2 separate regions of the Homo sapiens genome follow, and region 2 is linked to region 1. Evidence: chromatin loops called from intact Hi-C (ENCODE). Cell type or tissue: psoas muscle. All regions are shown on one strand. Links, peaks and the distances in the headings refer to the core of each region. The heading gives the core; the rest is flanking DNA. Region 1 overlaps SLC22A23 (solute carrier family 22 member 23). Region 2 overlaps SLC22A23 (solute carrier family 22 member 23).

Region 1 (5,216 bases), core at 217-5,216:
GTCATTTCTTAAGTGATGCAATAGCTCTGTGGCTATTATTGCCATTGCAGCTGAAATCCATGTCAGCCTCCTACCAATCAGGATTTCGTATCCTTTAAAACTCCTCTTCCAACTTTAATAAAAATTAAAACAGTGTGCTTTCCCCCACCCCCAATCTGATAATCCACCACCAGGCACACAGGCCTTAGATGAAGACAGATGGTGATCTGTCTTCAAAGACTTTGTCAAGCTTTGTTACAAAGCTTTTTGTTTTCTGTTCATTCCCCAGGTGCAGCTGAGTTCCCAAGCCCTGGTCCTGTCCCTCCTGGGGTGACAGCCTCCACTTTCCAATTCATAATGTCAGAGGCATGTGAGCCAGAACAACTCCATCTTAAACAGGAGCTGGGTAAAATGAGGCTGAAACCTACTGGGCTGCATTCCCAGATGGTTAAGGCATTCTAAGTCACAGGATGAGACAGGAGGTCGGCACAAAAGGCAGGTCATAAAGACCTTACTGATAAAACAGGTTGCAGTAAAGGAGCCGGCCAAAACACACCTAACCCAAGATGGCCACAAGAGTGACCTCTGGTCGTCCTCACTGCTACACTCCCAGCAGCGCCATGACGGTTTACAGATGCCATGGCAACGTCAGGAAGTTACCCTATGTGGTCTATAAAGGGGAGGCATGAATAATCCACCCCTTGTTTAGCATATCATCAAAAAATAACCATAAAAAAGGGCAACCAGCAGCTTTTGCGGCTGCTCTGTCTATGGAGTAGCCATTCTTTTATTCCTTTACTTTCTTAATAAATTTGCTTTTACTTTGCACTGCGGACTGGCCCCGAACTCTTTCTTGGGTGAGATCCAGGAATCCTCTCTTGGGGTCTGGATCAGGGCCCCTTTCCTGTAACAATAATGGCTGAGGAACATCTGAGCCTCCTTATGTAAACATATGAAATTAAAAATGTGTCCATGAGAATACAGCTTCCCTCCTCTCCTCTCCCCACAGGGGAGGTGCTTCCTAGCCCAGAGAGCGCTCCCACAAAAGCGGTATTATCCAGGAGGGATGGCCTGGAGAAGGGAATGGTAAGGGCAGGGGCTTTGAAATTGGTTGGCATTTCCATTTTCCAAGTACCAGCTATACGAATGACATTGAGCAAGAGGCTTAACATGCTTATGACTCTCTTATGAATGGCAAGAGGTACTATCTGGAAGAAATGTTTGTCAGAGTCAAAGAAAGTGATGATATAAGGTAAAACGCCCGCCGGTCACATTCTCTCTAGGGCCTTCAAACAGCACGTTAGTATAATAATTCAGGGACACATTTAAACAGCCCTGTGGGCTGGCCTGGGGACCCATACGTAACCGCAGCAGAGTCTATGACAAATTGCCCCTTTAGTTCCAGGTAACCATGAGATAAATGAACTTTTGTAAAAGTTGATAATTCTTGCAAAAGTTGGGAACATCTTGCATAAGAACGGCAACTTGGAAAGTGACTCGATTTCTAACCACAGTATGAGGAGCTTTGTAACCGATCCTTTGTGTAAAGGCCAAAAACGATTTTCAAGGTCCCATGTGAAAAAGCAGGAGACAATTGCCGTAGCAAATTTATAAAGTGACAGAGTGCGGCCCTTATGGAAAACAGATGGGGCTACTGGGAAAAGGGCAGCCGCATGACGTGCTAGAGACATGAGAACCGAGAGACTGTCCTTAGGTACTTGTGGGTTTTGATGGGATCTGTCTGGAAAGGATACATTTACCATTTGGGAAAACAGAAACCAGGGCAATATGAGTTTACAGGAATGATATTTAAAGGACTCATGTCTTCAAGCTTATGCTCCTTCTTTCAGGATCAGGTTGAATGAGGAGGGGCCGGTCTCTCATGTTACACATAACCTTTGGCATTCCCATCACCAATGCCTGCTATGGCACCTTCCCCTCCCTTCACAGGGTTGAAGGTGGCCTGCTGTGAAGTCAGGGGTCACATGGCTCCTGTGAGCTCCTGGCTCTGAAGGACACACATTCGGAACATACAGCATTTAATATAGAGAAACAATCCTCACACAGAGGTTGCTGAGAGGCTGGCCCGAGTCACAGATGACCTCAGAAGCTGTTTTGAGATTCATTGGAAAGAGGGTTTCTCAGAAAGCCCTCCCTCCGATCAAGCTGAGAGGAAAAATGTTAAATATGAAGGATTGAAATGCTAAAAAAAAGTTATGCCATTGAAGCATACTTTTTGTTGTAGTTGTTTCAAAAGATTTTGTTCCAAAAGCCTAACTTTTATACAGTGCAAGAGGCTGTTTCAAGGTGAGGTTTAGAGGACACACCTGAAACTTTTTAGAATGGCAGATGTCAGACCTCACTAGAAAACTCTGAGGTGGATGGGTTTTGTTCTCTCTCTCTCTCTTCTTCCAACTCCTTGGGTCCAGAACATGAAAACCCAGAAAAAAATCACAGTATTACTCTACTTAGGATGTGACTCTGTAGTCACTGGTTAATCACTGCTCTGGTGTTAGATGACATTCAAATGTAAATGCTGTGATTACCAAACCATCTCAGACTTCTGGGGTAAGTGTTCAGCCAGCACTTCTGATTCACGCTGGGCTGCCTTTGACAGAGTTGGCAGAAAAGAAAAGAAGCAAAAGAGAAGAAACCACACGCACAATTCATTGGTCATCTGTTGTGACCGAAGCTTCCCTGTCAAGCGAGGGGGGTGGGGGCGGGGGAGCGCAGGAAACTGAACACAAGCTGGGAATAAAATTTCAGACTGGGGCCATCCTTTCCACACCTGTAAATCCTTTAAAAGAAAAGTTAATGGATTTTAAAAAAAATCATACAACTTAAGTCTTCTTGTACTTCTTTCATTTCCTAAACAAATCCTAGGGCCCAAGTGATTATCTATATTTCGATTCATGGATAGAGGAAGACATCTGTTCAGTAGCATTAAGAAGAAAATCTTTCTTCTTAATGAAAGATTAATGAAGCTTTAATTAAGATTTCTTCTTAATGAAAGCTGCTAGTTTAGGTTCAGCAGCTCCTAAACTAGCATTTTGTTCCTCTAGGTACATACTATGGGTTTAAATTTTAGGTGTGTCTGCGTGAAAATGAAAACTTATTCTCAGTTACCGTTTTGTTTCAAGATGGAAGCCTCAATTTGAAATCCAGCCCAATGTGGTTTGCTGTTTTAAGGCCATGTGTCTCCTTAACATAACTCTTTTTCAAAAAGTCATTGGGTGGCCAACAAATTGAGATAAAACAAAATTTAAAGGAATACCTTACTTCATTTAGGCAACCGAATACTAAAATTTGAAATTCAGAATGAAGTACAGCCCCAGAAACTATGGAAGTGAGGCCACTAGGGTTCACGGCTCACCTCCTTTGAAACACACACACCTCTTTCTCTCTCCCAGTCTGCAGAGGTCCCTGAAAACAGTGCTTCTCAAAGGTGGGGCCTCCTTGACCCACAGCATCAGAGTCCCCCGGGGCCCTGAGCCCAGATTCCCAGAAACAGATGCTTTCCAGATGGAGCCCAGGAAGCCAGTAGATGGGGGGTCCAGGAGATTCAAACCTTGAGGAGCTTTTGCCGTCAAATGTCAGCAAAATTGCTGGGATTTCTCATCTGCCTGAAACTGCCATCGTACAAATAACACCTTCACATTAGTGCTGGGGATGAAAACCTTTTCCTCCACCCTCCTAGGGTCAGTGCTTGGGGCCTGTGAATTAAACTGACAAAAGACAGGCTGGCAAGAGGAAAGACAAAGTTTAATCACATATGTATACCGGCAGGAGAGTGCAAAAAATGGCTCAGAGAAGAGGTTGGAATTTGGGGCTTTATATACCATCCTAATGCAGGGAAGGGGTTAGGATTTCAAGAGACAAGAAATAGTGGGAAATGACAGAGAAATACACGGGGGAAATAATATAAGAGAAGGTTTGTTTTAGTAAGGTGTGTTTATGCAATTTCTCATCCTGCATCAACTTCTCATCTTCACCTCTGCTGGGAGAAATCTCCCTTAAAGGGGGATTTATGACAGTTGAATTCTTCGGGAAAGCTCTGTTTCTAGGTAGATGGGGGAGTTCCGACAAAGCTGCGTCCTGCATCTGCTGGTTCTCAAATGCTGTCAGCTCACAACAGTCCTTATGGCCAGTGGCATATTCTGGACCACTTCAGCAGCAAACAGAGACACTGCATTTCCACATCTATTCCCAACCACACTCTTGCCTCGTAAACAAGTGCTAATCCCATTTAACAGGGAGGCCCCAAGAGGTTAGTTACCAAATAGGCCTTAGGTCATATGGTTTATAGTATCTAGGACTTGAATTCAGATCTTTGGATTTTAAACACCAGATTTATCCTTTAAGAACGAAGGAAACATCTCCAGCCCCTGCAAATACACACACACACGCACACACACACACACATCCTCATCATTTAGACATAATGTCCTCGTTTTAGACATCTTTTTTTCAATAAGACTAGCACAATTTATCACCATGACCATTAATGAGACCAGCTCTTAACAAGCTAAGCTTATCAATGAGGGCTCTCTCCCATGTTTGTCGAGACGTAATTAAATACTCAGCAGCCGGCCAAATGTCGAAAGACCCTAGGTCGCTCTTGAATTGCCCATCTATCTGCTTCTGAACATAATGACGTTGACTGATGACCTTGGGGAGCTGGCTGTATTTAAGAGAAGAGCCAATCACTGTCAAACATTGGTGCCGAACAGAGAGCAGCCCTTAAATACATACACACAAGAAGCAATGAAAAAATGTTTCATTTGGGAAAGAAGACAGAAGGCACAGGATGGCAGAAGAAGGAACTTACATTCTATAAATATTGAGAATATTTTCTCAAGTAAATTTTAGATTCGATTCGCTTATTCCTAAGTTAGAAAATATTTTAAGAGGATTTTTGCTAAGGGGAATGGTACACGAATTAGAATCTACTGTCCAGTCTCTGACAGCACTGGGGAATGCCTTGGTTTCTGTGGCTTTTTCTTCCAGAACTGCATTGTCCAATACAGTGGTCACATATGGCTATTTAAACTTAAATTAATTAAAATTAGGTACAAGTAAACCTTCAGTTCTTCAGTTGCACTGGCCACACTTCAAGTGTTCTATTGGACAGCACTGATCTAGAATCTGATGTTAACATGTCAAAATGAAAACACCTTCCTAGCATTCTCAATGACATGTAAGTAAGAAGGAGGGGAAAACCAAACAAATTTTTTAAA
Region 2 (5,487 bases), core at 255-5,254, 74 kb after region 1:
GAAGGGGGCAGAGGGCTGCTGCAGTAACAAACACAGCGAAGAAGTGAGCGCATCCCTGGGGCCACTGGCCATCGGCCCTCCCACCCACCTGAGCTAGCAGATTCTATACCAATACCCAGTGAACATCCCCAGACAAAACTTGGTGTCAAAAATGTAACTTTTTGAAGAAAGAAGTGTACTACTTAAATGTTACTAAATGCTGACTGCAGCCTTAGGAAGCATATTGTATGACTTGATCCACTTCCCCTGCAGCCATGAAACAGGGCCCATAGCCGAGAGGTCTGGAGTTCCCTTTAAATGGGTTTATTTCCTTTTAAGCAAGGCTCAAGCAGGGAGTCAAATGCCAGAAAATGGAGTTGGAAAATACCAAGCTTTCAAACTGAAAGGGAAGGCCACTCAAAATGTTCAAAAACTACCACTCAGGCAGCCTGCCCCTGATTCCCGGGGCACCCCCTCAATCTTGCCCATCTGAGGAGGAACCTCAGAAAAGCAACTGCAGAGAAATGGTTTGCGATGTCAGACTTCTGGTTACTCTAAGAGCAAGACCCAAACTCTTTTGTCCTCAGGCCTGGTGTGTGATCAGGGAGGCCACATCACATGTGTGTACAAGAAGAAAGTTAAGAAAACAATCTTTAAACAATTTAAACTGTTACAGACTGGTTCATTCATAAAAGTCGATTTTTACTTTTCTATTAAATTATTTATTGAATAAGGACACTACAACCCCAGTTGAGTTTGCATTTTTTTAGAAAGACAGTGACATGGATTATATTAGTATATTTTTCTAACCTATTTCAATGTAGATTTCTGGGAAACGGTATATTTTAGACCAATATAGCCCACACTAGAAACCTATGAACTCAAGTATTTGGTTTAAAAAAATAAACCCTGTGTTGCCTCTACCAAAGAAAGCCCCCAAGAGGTCCCCTGCGTAGGTCTCCAGAGGTCACTGACTGCTTCTCTGTTGCTGTCCACAGAGAACGTGTCCATGAGAAGCACTTGCAAATCATGATGAGGCAGATGTCAAGCACACAGGAAATCACATTACATGTCAGCTCAAGGAACTCCCAAATACACGCTGGGTTTTGGAAGAAATTTTCCACATGTGTAATGTGACCCTCTGCTGCTGTCCGCCCAGGCACTTGCCTTGGCCAGCATTCTCAGTTAACTGAGGTGCAGAGGTCACAGAACCTATAGAATTTGTTCCATATCACTCTGGGCCCTTATTTCCTCAAGGCCAAGATGTCTCGATTCACCAAAAAAAAAAAAAAAAAAAAAAATCCTTTAAAGATAAAAGAATGTAAGCTGGGGAGACAGTTACACTACGCCTCTCTCCTGAGCAATCTCGCTACTTGAAAAACCTGTCAACATTGTGCAACTGCCTCCCTGCTTAGACACCTCACCGCTGCTGCCCCTGTGACCACAGAATGCCTTAAATAAAAGCGCTGCAGCATCCTGGTGGAGGGGCAGGCTCTGAGGCCACGTGGTGGCTGAGTTTCAAGTTCTGGCTCTCCAGCTTAAAGCTGAGTGAACTTGGAGATTTTACTTACACTTCTCTGCTTTTTCAACTGTAAAACACAGGTAATAATAGCATCTCCTATTCGGGGTGTTGTAAGGAGATGTTAATGTATGGAACTACTTAGCACAGTGCCTGCTACACGGTAATCTTTCAGCTGCTAATGTTATCATTATTGCATATGCATTCTCACCTCTGGCCACCACCCTCCCCTGCCCACAGCGCCCATCTGTATTACCGAAATGCTCTTTATCACTCAAGGTGCAGCTCCCTACAGACCCCACAGAGGCATCTCCTGGCCAAGGACTGCCCCTCTCCAAAATCCACGTGACATGTAGAGGAGCTAATCAGCATTGCCTGACTCATTCAGCTCGCATGGGGGAAGGGTCTTTAGCTTCCCCATCCCCTATTTTTTAATGCATCTTCTGCAGCTGCCCCTTAGTGCATCCACCTCCTGCAGCCCTGCACATAAGTCTTCAAGCTCTTTCTAATGAAACGTCAAAGGTTAGAAGTAGATGGGGCTGCAGGCTGGTTTTGCTATATTCTAGAAGCTAGAGAATTGCGTTGAATTTAAATTCACACTTCCAAATGATCTGCTACATGCATGGGCCATTTCTCCGAGCTCTGCATTCTCCACGTGGCAGCTTTGGCCTTCTGCTCTGGCACTGGGAAAAGACAGTCATGGTAAGCTAACACTGACTATTTTTCTTTAGCCAGCAAAGGCGTGCTGTGGCCTCCAAAGGTTCGTGCGGCGGGCATGTTGGTACTCACCAGTCAGCAATGCATCCAGTTATTAGGTAGCCAAAGATTAATCCAACCAGTAAGGAGAACTTAGCGATATGGACCTTCCAGGCATTATCACACACAAGATCCCACTAGAGAGGGGCAAATAGAAAATAAATCAGAGAGAAACATACACAGAGCTAGTCGTACTCAATTATAAGGGCAATACAATAACCCTGCAGGGACCACCGCACCGTTGCCAGTACCATGCCATATACACCAGTCAGAGTCTCTTCCATGGTTTTGAAAATCCAATGAGACATATAATTTGCCCACAAAAGGAAATGTAACATTTTAGTCTGGGACAGATTATAAGTCTGCAAAGAATGACGCAGGAAGTCTGGGGATGTGTATTCTTCTGTCCCAACCACCACGGGAAATGTAAACTGAGGCAGAGGTGGGCAGCCACGGAGACCAGGCATCCCTGAGGACCAGTGGTCCCTCACCATGAAGAGCTGCTCTGAGTGCCCAGGGGCTGGGAGACCCTGTCAACTTTCTGCATGGGCATCGTGATGACATGAGGAGGTTAAAAGTAACTTTTGCATTTTCATCCCAAAACATTCCCCAAACTTTATGAGGAGTCTTAAAAATAAAAGCGAGCATTAGTAGTAAATGTTGAAATATGAACTTTAACTAAACATTCTATTTTGCCCTTGGAAGTGTCCCTTGCGTTTTCCCATGTTTCCCTCTAAAGCCATCTGCTCTCCTTGGAGAGAAAGCCGGTCAATTAGTAAATACAACATTCAGACTATTATATTGTTTAATAAGAAAAATACAAACAAATACAAATCTTCTCATTTTTCTTTTCTCCACTTGCAGGATCAGGACGTAAACCCCTGTTTGTTCCCTCTAAGGGATGTGTGTCCAAGTGTGGACTCAAATCCACATGCAGCTTTCATCTGGGCCAGAGGGGCACATAAGCAGGGTCCCTGCTGGCCAGGCCATGGAGACACAGAGCCGGGGGTCTAGATGCCCCTGCTTCTGCTGCAAAGAAGTGGGCAAAGCTTCTGGTCTGGACGCGCAACTCCAGGTCAGTGGAGACGGGGGTGGGGTGGTGCAGGGAAGAAGCTGAAGAAATTCACGCCAATGCATTTGGGAACACCGGAGCGGGAGGTGTTCTGGGAGCAGAGGCAGGATTGGAGGGGATGGGGAACATGGAAGGTGGTGGGCTGACCCCTGATCCTAGTTCTGTCTTCTTAGATGTCTCCCCCCGCCCCTTGTCTCTATGCTACCCAGACTGCAGCACAGAGGATCCTTAGAGGGCACTGTAAGCTCAGGTCCTGCCTCATGTTTCCAAACTTCCAGAGCCTTATCGAGGCCCCTGAGGCCACAGCTGTGGTTCTCAGCTTCACTAAAATTCAGGAAAAGCCAAGCTCTGTGTCAGTGGATGCAGGGAAAGGTGCCTGGCTGGGATAAGTAGAAAGCCACTGCCTGTCACAATGTCCCCACTTCTGCCCTGGACTCCTTGGGACACACACTGGCTCGCCGATGCCCCCAACACAGGTATGCTTTCCAGAGGTCTGAGGAGGGTGACTTCTTTTTCTACCCCATCTGCTTCCAGAGTGATTTGCAACGCCAGGCCCAGGAAGAAACGGAATATGGGAATGTAAGCACAGACTGCACAAGGGCCTCATCAATAAAAGACGGCTTGGAATTTGCTGTTGTCAGGGTTTATTCATGAATTTGGGGAGAAGGGCACTGCTGGTTGCACAGATTCTTAAGAATTCAGACACAGGAGCTCCTTACAGGGTTAACTTCCTTCCATGATTGCTCCAGTGGTCCTCAAACTGCTCCAGGGACCAGCAGCATCAGCACCACCTGGGGACTAGTTAGAAAAGGCAAGTTCTTGGGCCCCATCCCAGGCCCACTGAATGAAGACTCCTGCAGGTAAGCACAGCAGTGTGGTTCGGCAAACCTGCCCTGCGACTCTGAGAACTACTGGCCAACACTGCCCTGCCATTTTGAAGACAATGAATGAGCTTCACTGTCTTGGGCTGGGGTTCAAACAACTCCCAAGAGCAGGGAGAAGCAAAAACGCTGTGGGAACCATGCAAAAGACTACTGGCTGCTGCTGCTCTGCTCTGCAAATGCAGGGTCGTACAGCTAGGTGATGAGTTCAGTGAGCTTTTGGAGGCAAGCCTGGAAAACGAACATTCACATATGTATGCTGTTTCTAGGAAAAAATGTATTTTTGATAATAAAAACCTTTCACCACACAACCTATTTCTAACTTCAGGAATACAGGTTTTGCCTTAAAACGTGAGTGACAGCTTCATAAATCACAGTGGGTGCACATTCTGTTTTTCCAGCTTGGTTTATACACTCTGGGAGAGGAGGTGCTCTCAACACCTGTAACCACTCATCTCCCAGTTGCATCATGCCTTTGGGAGCCTCAGTCGGGCACAATCTTGGCAGGAGAGGAACACATCCCGACCCCAGGTTGCTGCCGGGGAGAAGGGCACCAGCTGCTGTCTTGATGGCAGGGAGTCATCTGAAATGCTTTCATGTCTCCCCCAAGACTTCCCATTGATGAGTTTACTTGAGGTTAAAGGATGCAAATGAGTATATTATGCTTCTATGAGATGGCCAGGAGGCAGAAGAAATTTTAATAAAGCATTTAGGGGACTGGAGGAAATTGCCAATACTGTTGTGAGTTCAGCCACCTGAGCAATGACCAGACCTGGCCTTGGGCAGCCATGACCCCATTAAGGTGCTAGCTAATAAGACATTCAGTGATCAGCCCTATCCATTAACAGTGCCACAGTGGAAAATGAACACAGTGGAGGGAGACTGAGTCACTCACACGCCTGGTAGGGAGAGGAAGCCTGGTTAGAAGTATTGCTGGCTCCACAGTTCCCAGCCTCTGGGCTTCCCCCTGGGGAGGGGGTGCAGGAAACCCAGAGCAAGGCAGCCACCTGCTACCTTAAACCCTCCTCAACTAGGCACAAGAATAGACAGCATATCTGAAGCAACAAGTAAACCAACTGGATTCCCAGGCCCAGCAAGTTTACCATGATAAGGGTTACTCATGCCTGGGGATCCGCCTGCAACACCGCCCTTGCCATCCTGGAGGCACCGCCGTTTAGCAGGGTAGGGTAGCGCTGGGGGAACCCATGGCACCGACACCCTTGTTTGACTTCTGCTTCTGGTATTGACAAAAATGTGTCGGGAAAAGAAAATATGTTCAG

The links. Hi-C counts contacts between places; a loop is a spot of excess contacts. Peaks named below come from ENCODE experiments on the same cell type or tissue, not always from the same donor. Only the 100,000 strongest peaks of a DNase experiment are listed, where the experiment ranks them.
Region 2: it touches region 1 in a loop (1.8-fold over the local background); 8 of 110 quality-filtered maps call a loop at or near these places.

The regions. Positions count from the first base shown.
Region 1 is chr6:3,339,089-3,344,304 of GRCh38, forward strand. All of the region lies in intron 3 of SLC22A23 (solute carrier family 22 member 23), which reads right to left. Among named protein-coding and RNA genes, the nearest start is that of PSMG4, 83 kb to the left of the region's middle. RefSeq lists an enhancer at 2,100-2,823. In psoas muscle, for the core only: no CTCF peak of the experiment used is centred there; DNase peaks (open chromatin) are centred at 1,653 and 2,613; H3K4me3 peaks cover 331 bases; H3K27ac peaks cover 3,247 bases.
Region 2 is chr6:3,413,465-3,418,951 of GRCh38, forward strand. It overlaps SLC22A23 (solute carrier family 22 member 23), which reads right to left. Exons shown (of 10, transcript NM_015482.2): 2 at 2,288-2,391. LOC105374890 (a long non-coding RNA gene) reads left to right here. Exons shown (of 3, transcript XR_926397.3): 2 at 3,119-3,329; 3 at 3,861-4,515. Among named protein-coding and RNA genes, the nearest start is that of SLC22A23, 41 kb to the right of the region's middle. RefSeq lists enhancers at 1-422, 1,487-1,988. In psoas muscle, for the core only: no CTCF peak of the experiment used is centred there; a DNase peak (open chromatin) is centred at 2,237; H3K27ac peaks cover 545 bases.